Regions from separate parts of the Homo sapiens genome. Here region 1 is linked to region 2. Evidence: chromatin contacts called from ENCODE Hi-C or POLR2A ChIA-PET data. All regions are on one chromosome and are shown on one strand. Each heading gives the region's core, a stretch centred on a gene start or an enhancer-like site at or near the end of the contact. The rest is flanking DNA. Distances are from core to core; before and after follow the strand shown.

Region 1 (3,413 bases), core at 555-3,054, 46 kb before region 2:
TAGCCTTGAAGATAATGGCTTTGTGCATCAAAATGACTTAGATATCCCCAAGGGAACCAAATATCAGAATTCCATCATATGTAGGACAGTTCTTTCTTTTGGCAGCCAAATTTTGCAACTAACATCCAGCAAAGATCAAAGAGCATTTTTGGACTCCTGACATCCTTGTGAAGTATTTGTCCATTTTTCTGTGCATTACAGTAATCTTGGAGTGCTATGTCTTGTTCCAACGAACTGCAGGGTAACGAATGTGCCAGAGATGTTCTTTGGCAGAATGGAGAAGACTGAATTATCCAAGTAAATCTGACCAGCACAAGGACCTGTTGTAACATTGTTTATGCTCTTGGGCTTTTGTTGTTTTGTTTTTTCTTTTTTTTCTAGAGATGGGGTATTGCTTTTTCACCCAGGCTGGAGTGCAGTGGCACAGTCATGGTTCACTGGAGCCTCGACTTCCCAGGCTCAAGTGATCCTTAGCTTCTCAAGTAGCTGGGACTACAGATATGCACCACCACACCCAGTTAATTTTTACATTTTTCTGTAGAGGCAGGATCTCACTATGTTGCCCAGGCTAGTCTTGAACTCCTAGACTCAAGTGATTCTCCTGCTTCAGCCTCTCAAAGTGCTGGGATTACAGGAGTGAGCCACCGCACCCGAGCAGGTTTATGCTTTTTGAAATACTATTATTGGTGGCCAGGCGTGGTGGCTCGTGTCTGTACTCCCAGCACTTTGGGAGGCCAAGGTGGGAGAATCACCTTGGTGGCCCATGAGTTCAAGGCCAGCCTGGGCAATGTAACAAAAACCCTGTCTCTACAAAAAAAAAAAAAAAAAAATTAGCCAGGTGTGGTAGTGTGCATCTGTAGTCCCAGCTACTCTGGAGGCTGAGATGAGAGGATTACCTGAGCTCAGGGAGGTTGAGGCTGCAGTGAGCCGTGATCTCACCACTGTACTCCAGTTTGGGTGACAGAGTGAGACCCCGTCCACCCCTCATCCAGCAAAAAAAAAATATATATATATATATATATATAAAAATATATAAGTAATATGATTGGTTCTTGTTATAACTTAGTCAATTAAGGATTCGAATGGTGGAACTTACATATACATGATTTTGTTTTTTCACGTCTTTTTACTTAATAAGTCATCCAAATAGATAACAAATCCCTTCTACTATTTATGGAATTGCACCAAGCCTACTATCATGAAGGCCTGATCCCCAAGGGATGTCAGACACAGGAGATCGTAGGCAGAGTTTTAAGTATATCTATCCCAAATGGAATGATGACTACACACTGATGATAATACTGACCAGGTTTCTGGATCCGGGAAGCCCTGGCTGTCCTGGAGGGCCAGGGGGACCTGGAAGGGCCACAGCTAAGACAAAACAGAAAAGAGAAGTTACACAAAAACCACACTCTGAAAAATGTCTGAGGTATCAGCTGACTCCCGGAGAGAAGTGTGTTCAACCCCATTCACAGCGCCACAAAGCATCCCAACTTCCACCTGTATCTTGGGTGCTGTGCCCCCAGCGTGTGACTTAGGCCACATTGACTGGTTCAGGGAAGAGCTGGGATTCTTGATTGTTACCCTGGATGAAGCCATGGCTAGTGCTTTTCCGTTTCATAAGTGAATCAATTCCTTTTGTGGTTGTTTTATAAAAGCCAGCTTAAGTTGAATATTTTGTCACTTGCATTCAAAAATGTCCTGACTCATATAACTTATTTCACCCAAGAGACAAGCATGTGACACTGAACAGAGGAAGCAGGCTCAGAAAGAGGAAGAGAAGGCTCTAGGGAGTGGGAGGAGACCAGGGTGGTGCAGTGACAGTAGCCCTGGCCTTGGGGCCAGAGACATGGACTCAAGTCCTTAAGTTTGTCCATTCCTAGCTGTGTGATCTCGAGGAAACAGCAAGCTCTCCAAAGCTGTTTCCTCATCTGCAAAATGTAAAATAGGCATTTCTTCTTCCCTGGGCTGCGGTGAGAACTGAGTGCTTTGAAAATTGTACATGTACAGCATTCATCCGGCCAGGAGCTCTTAGCTTTTGAAGAGTCACAGTGCCCTTAAAAATCAGATCAAGGTTAGTGCCCTCTTTCCCAGAGAAATGCACACATAATTCTATAAAAAAATATTACTGGGATGACAAATCCTGGAGGTATATCCTTGAACTCTCTAGGAGTCTATGATTCCTCAACTGAAAAGCCCTTACTTTAGGCAAACATAAAGTAGTATAATTACAACTATTCCTTTGGCTGTTCTTCTACCTCTCTCATCCTCTGCTCACCCTACCCCCGACAACTCCTCCAAATCTGCCAAGCTCTTGGCAGAATTAAGGGTGTTTTTACAAGCCCCAGTAAAATTATACAGTCCTTCAGGTCGTTGCAAGCAAATGTTCAGTTCCAACATAGGACTTGAACACCCACACACAGGTGGCAAATGTCTAGTGGATAGAGGGCCAGTGGACTCGGATTTGGATCCCAGCCATGCCTCCTAATAGAATTTGTGACCTCAAGTAAGTCTCTTCACCTCTGTGAGCTTCAGTGTCTTCATCCGTGAGATGAATTTTATAATAATATCTGTTTTATCTTCCTCCCAGGGTTGCTGTGAAGACTACATGGGATAATGGCCATGAAAGTGTTTTGTAAACTGAATTGCTATACATTATGTGAGAAGCAATCCTTGCTCAATGCAGCAAGGCATCCCGGCAGCCCTAATGTAGTGTTGCTGTGGACAACAGTTTTTCTCCACCTTGCACTCACCCTGTAATATGCCTCCACCTCCTGTAGTCCTACTCCTCCCTCATGGCTGTGTGGGCACCTGTGGTTCCATACACTCGGCACCTTCTTCCTTTGTAGGACCAGTGTCCTCATCTCCTTCTCTTGGGACCTTCCCTTCACCTCTACAACCATTTGGTTCCAGAAAGAGCTACCATGTTCTCATGTGATCCGACCTCCTGGTCATAGGTGATTTGTCCAAGATTGGGTACCTCACCCAAGTCAGGCCCATCAGGACCCTTCTCTAGGACTTCCCCATCCCAGGACTTTTCAAACTAAAATAGTAAAAGAAGTTCAAGATTTCTAGCTGACAGTGGAAGCTGTAAGTTGTCAGTAACCATATTTCCCGCTGTGCAGAGGATGTGGTTTGTGGTGAGGAAGCGTGAAACTGCATGCAGAGAGAAGCCGAGACAAGAGATGGCCAGAGAATCCTTGCAGGGGTTGAGTCCCTGGCTCTGGCTGTTCCTGAGGTCCAGCTGTTTATCTACCTCTCCCACAAGTTGACTGTTCACTCCCTCCTTCACACCCAGTACATTTCCCCTTTGCTTGAGCTACTTTGAGTTACGTTTCTATCACTTGCAGCCAAAAGATCCAAGGCTAAGTCAAAGCCCCAGCCCCAAAGTCACCTCCTGTGTAAAGCTCTCC
Region 2 (3,332 bases), core at 316-2,815:
GACCCTGAAATGAAATTGGCATGAGGAGCTGTGCCCCTTCGCCCATGCCCCTGGTTCAGTGGGTGTGAGGCTGGGGGGTGGAAAGCGCTAAAGCCTCAGATAACTGGAGGCTCCATGATTCCCTTTCCTTTGCTCCTCCAGGACCACACCTTCGCCTGGAGCTCCAGCATTAGAACGTACCTTTCAGGGCATCCTCCCACCCACCCCAGAGTCCCTTCTAGCACATCTCTGCTAAGCACTTCTCTGGCCTTAGCTTTGTGAAAGGAAAATAAATCTCAGGATCCCCAAATCAATAAGCCAAAGGGAAAAAAAAATCAAGCTGGGAACTACTTAGGGCAAATCTGTCTCCCATTCTAGCCCTTAAAAAGATAGCTACTAAGATAAAAAAAAGCTACATACTTCCCTAATAATTTGTCCATAAGGAAATTCCTTGCAGACAAAGGACAGATGGAACTCAAAGTCACCCCTCTGCTCACGGAGATAAATGCATATCTGATTGCTTCCTTTGGAAAGGCTAATCAGAAACTCAAAAGAATGCAATCATTTGTCTTTTATCTACCTATGACATGGAAGCCCCCTCCCCACTTTGAGTTGTCCTGCATTTCTGGACAGCACAAATGTACACCTTATATATACTGATTGATGTCTCATGTCTCCCTAAAATGCATAAAACCAAGCTGTGCTCCAACCACCTTGGGCACATGTTGTCAGGATCTCCTGAGGCTGTGTCACGGGCATGTCTTTGACCTTTGCAAAATAAACTACCTAACTTTCCTGAGACCTGTCTCAGATATTTGGGGTTCACATTTTGGCAACCAAGAAGGGATTCTGAGTGGAGGTGCCACTGACCTTTGACAAATCTCATATCGGTGCTTGATACCAGCTTGAGCTTTCTTTATGGTTCAAACCAATAGGACAATTTGCTGAGGCCTAGGAGCCTCCCCTCCAGAGAATCCCTGATCTCCCAAAATTTGGTCAAGTTCTAAAGTTTATTTTGCTGTACAATTCTTTTTTTGCAGTCTTACTTGCTTCCAACAAGGAATGCAAGTTTTCCTGCTTCTAGGATGATGGAAGGCACCTAACTCCTTTCTGGAGTTTGAGCTCATTTCTAACAGGGAAGGCAAGTTTAAATTCTTTCCTGCTTCTAGGATGGTAGAGAGCAATCTTCTGCCTAAGACCTATCTCTAGTAAGTAGCTGAATTGGGGTTTTGTCTTAGCTGAAGTTAAGATTAACAACCAGCTGTTCCTAATTTCTCCTTACTATTAAAGTGCTCAGTAATCATGTTGTTAGGGTTTTTTTGGTTGTTGTTCTGATCTTTCTCCCATCAGATTTGACCAGCTCTACCTGACTTGGTCAAATCTGAATGAGAATTCTAAATTATGGGTAACAAGACCTCTCTGAATTGGCTAAAATTTCTCACAGCTGCAAGAGAGGGGAAAAAAAAACACAACATGCACGTTTGCTATCCTTGCTTCCTGTCTTAAAAACTTTTTTTCTTTCGTTTACTTTTCTTCCGCCCTATACCTCCTTCCCCCTTCACTATCTTTAGTACCAATAAAAACCTAGAGGAGGCTTCCAATGACTCAAACCCCTTAAAGTATTCAGAACAAAGGCACCACCCGCCCCTTTTTGGGGTGTTCCATTTTCTTTGTGGAGTTTCAAGAGTCATGAGCAGATTCTTCTTAGGTCTGAAGCTCTGCTCTCCTGTATTGTAAGACCTGACCTCTTTGGCTTTTGGGGGTACCAGAGATTACCTTATACCGGGAGAGGATTTGACCTTAGTGTGTATAATGGTGGATGAGAGTACAAAGTTAGAGGTGGCTGAGGACAATTTACAGGAAGTGGTCTTAGCTGTTTTTTTTTTTTTTTCTCCTAGGAAGTTATTGTTTAGGACCCTAATTCTAGTTCAGAGGTACATTCTAAAGGGTGTCTTCTCCATTGCCTTTCCTCCTGAAATTAATCTCAATTGGCTAGTGTGAGCATTTTGCATGAGGAATTGAACTATTGTTTTCACAGATAAATGGGAGAATGAGTTTCCTCAGCTTCAAAGAGAAAGGGCATTTTGCACCTCCCAGCTGAAAGGTGCCCCTGGGTGACTGGAGGGCAAGTGGGAGTGTCTTGGGGGGTTGACCCCCCCATGACATGCAGCAACCCTACAGGGAACCCCCAACAAAATTAGTTTAAAAAGCCTCATTCAGGAAGTGCATATAGGAGCTGGTCACCCTGCATTTTGATTTTGAGCCTCTTGGAGGTGCTAGAACTACACAGAGAGAAACTGAGACACGTAAGAGGGTGGAAATGGCTCAGTGGTGACACACTGTAGAGTCTCACCCGCAACCAGCACACTTTGACACACTCCACTAAAATGCTAGGCCACAGCTCAGTTCGTCCCTTAAAATAAAAAATAAATAAATAAAAAAGGCCGGGCACGGTGGTTCATGCCTGTAGTCTCAGCACTTTGGGAGGGATCATGAAGTCAGGAGTTCGAGACCAGCCTGGCCAACATGGTGAAAACCTGTCTCTACTAAAAATACAAAAAAACTAGCTGGGCATGGTGGCACGCACCTGTAGTCCCAGCTACTCAAGACGCTGAGGCAGGAGAATCACTTGAACCCAGGAGGTGGAGGTTGCAGTGAGCCGAGATTGTACCATTGCACTCCAGCCTGGGCAATAGAGGGAGACTCCGTCTCAAAAAAAAAAAAAAAAAAAAAAAAAAGGGTGGGAAACAAATAATCTAAGAATAAGGAAAAACAAGGAGAATGACCCTCTTTCAGGCACTCTGTTGGTTTTATGGTGCCTCTTCTTGCAAGTATTTTTGTAAAATGAACATATATGGTATTTTCATGCACAATTACAGCAAGAAAAATTCAGAGCCCAAAAGTCGATCTGCAACTATAAAGTTCCTAAGTTCTCTATCTCTCTGCTTTCTTCTCTGCCTCTGCCTGCTTTAAGTCTGCTGTTACATTTCTCCTGAGATAAAATCCACTGTTTGCATCCAGACATTTATTTTTGTTATTGTTTCTGCAGGACAATGTGTTTGTATTAATATTTCATGGCTAGAGTTCTGAAGTAAAAGCTATAGGATTTTTGGTTGTATGAGTATGTATGTGTGTGTTTATGTGTACATACACATTTTGTTGTGTTTTTCGCTACAAGGTATGACAATGGCTTAAAGAGTACTCATAAATTAAATGATAAACCCAAATGCTTTTCAAGTTCACACGACTTAAGTCTTTAATAAGCTAGTTTTAAAATTACTGGTAAAGCAATATTAGAAATGTCTTAAGAATTGCCAGCATACATTTTTGTTTGCATTTATTGATCAAGCAAT

What was found. A loop is a pair of places that touch in the nucleus more often than their neighbours do. ChIA-PET counts read pairs that join two places held with the same protein, here RNA polymerase II (POLR2A). Pooled maps may share reads with other maps.
Region 1: a map of natural killer cell shows a loop between it and region 2 (2.7-fold over the local background). The contact joins two enhancer-like sites. A Hi-C loop is called at or near these places in 16 of 168 maps with a recorded cell type or tissue (B cell, CD14-positive monocyte, CD4-positive, alpha-beta T cell and 10 more), 4 of 37 single-sample maps with no recorded cell type and 13 of 50 pooled maps. POLR2A ChIA-PET finds 5 or more read pairs at or near these places in 21 of 52 experiments (A549, AG04450, CD4-positive, alpha-beta T cell and 16 more).

The regions. Positions count from the first base shown.
Region 1 is chr9:99,057,847-99,061,259 of GRCh38, reverse strand. It overlaps COL15A1 (collagen type XV alpha 1 chain), which reads right to left. Exons shown (of 42, transcript NM_001855.5): 36 at 1,307-1,371. Among named protein-coding and RNA genes, the nearest start is that of TGFBR1, 46 kb to the left of the region's middle. Within about 2 kb of position 1,804, at least 18 of the 41 ENCODE cell types and tissues checked have a DNase peak (open chromatin) inside an H3K27ac peak, as active enhancers do; they include CD8-positive, alpha-beta T cell and natural killer cell, where a contact is called at or near this core.
Region 2 is chr9:99,012,089-99,015,420 of GRCh38, reverse strand. COL15A1 (collagen type XV alpha 1 chain) reads right to left here. Exons shown (of 42, transcript NM_001855.5): 10 at 1-4. Among named protein-coding and RNA genes, the nearest start is that of COL15A1-AS1, 69 kb to the right of the region's middle. Within about 2 kb of position 1,565, at least 2 of the 41 ENCODE cell types and tissues checked have a DNase peak (open chromatin) inside an H3K27ac peak, as active enhancers do; they include CD8-positive, alpha-beta T cell and natural killer cell, where a contact is called at or near this core.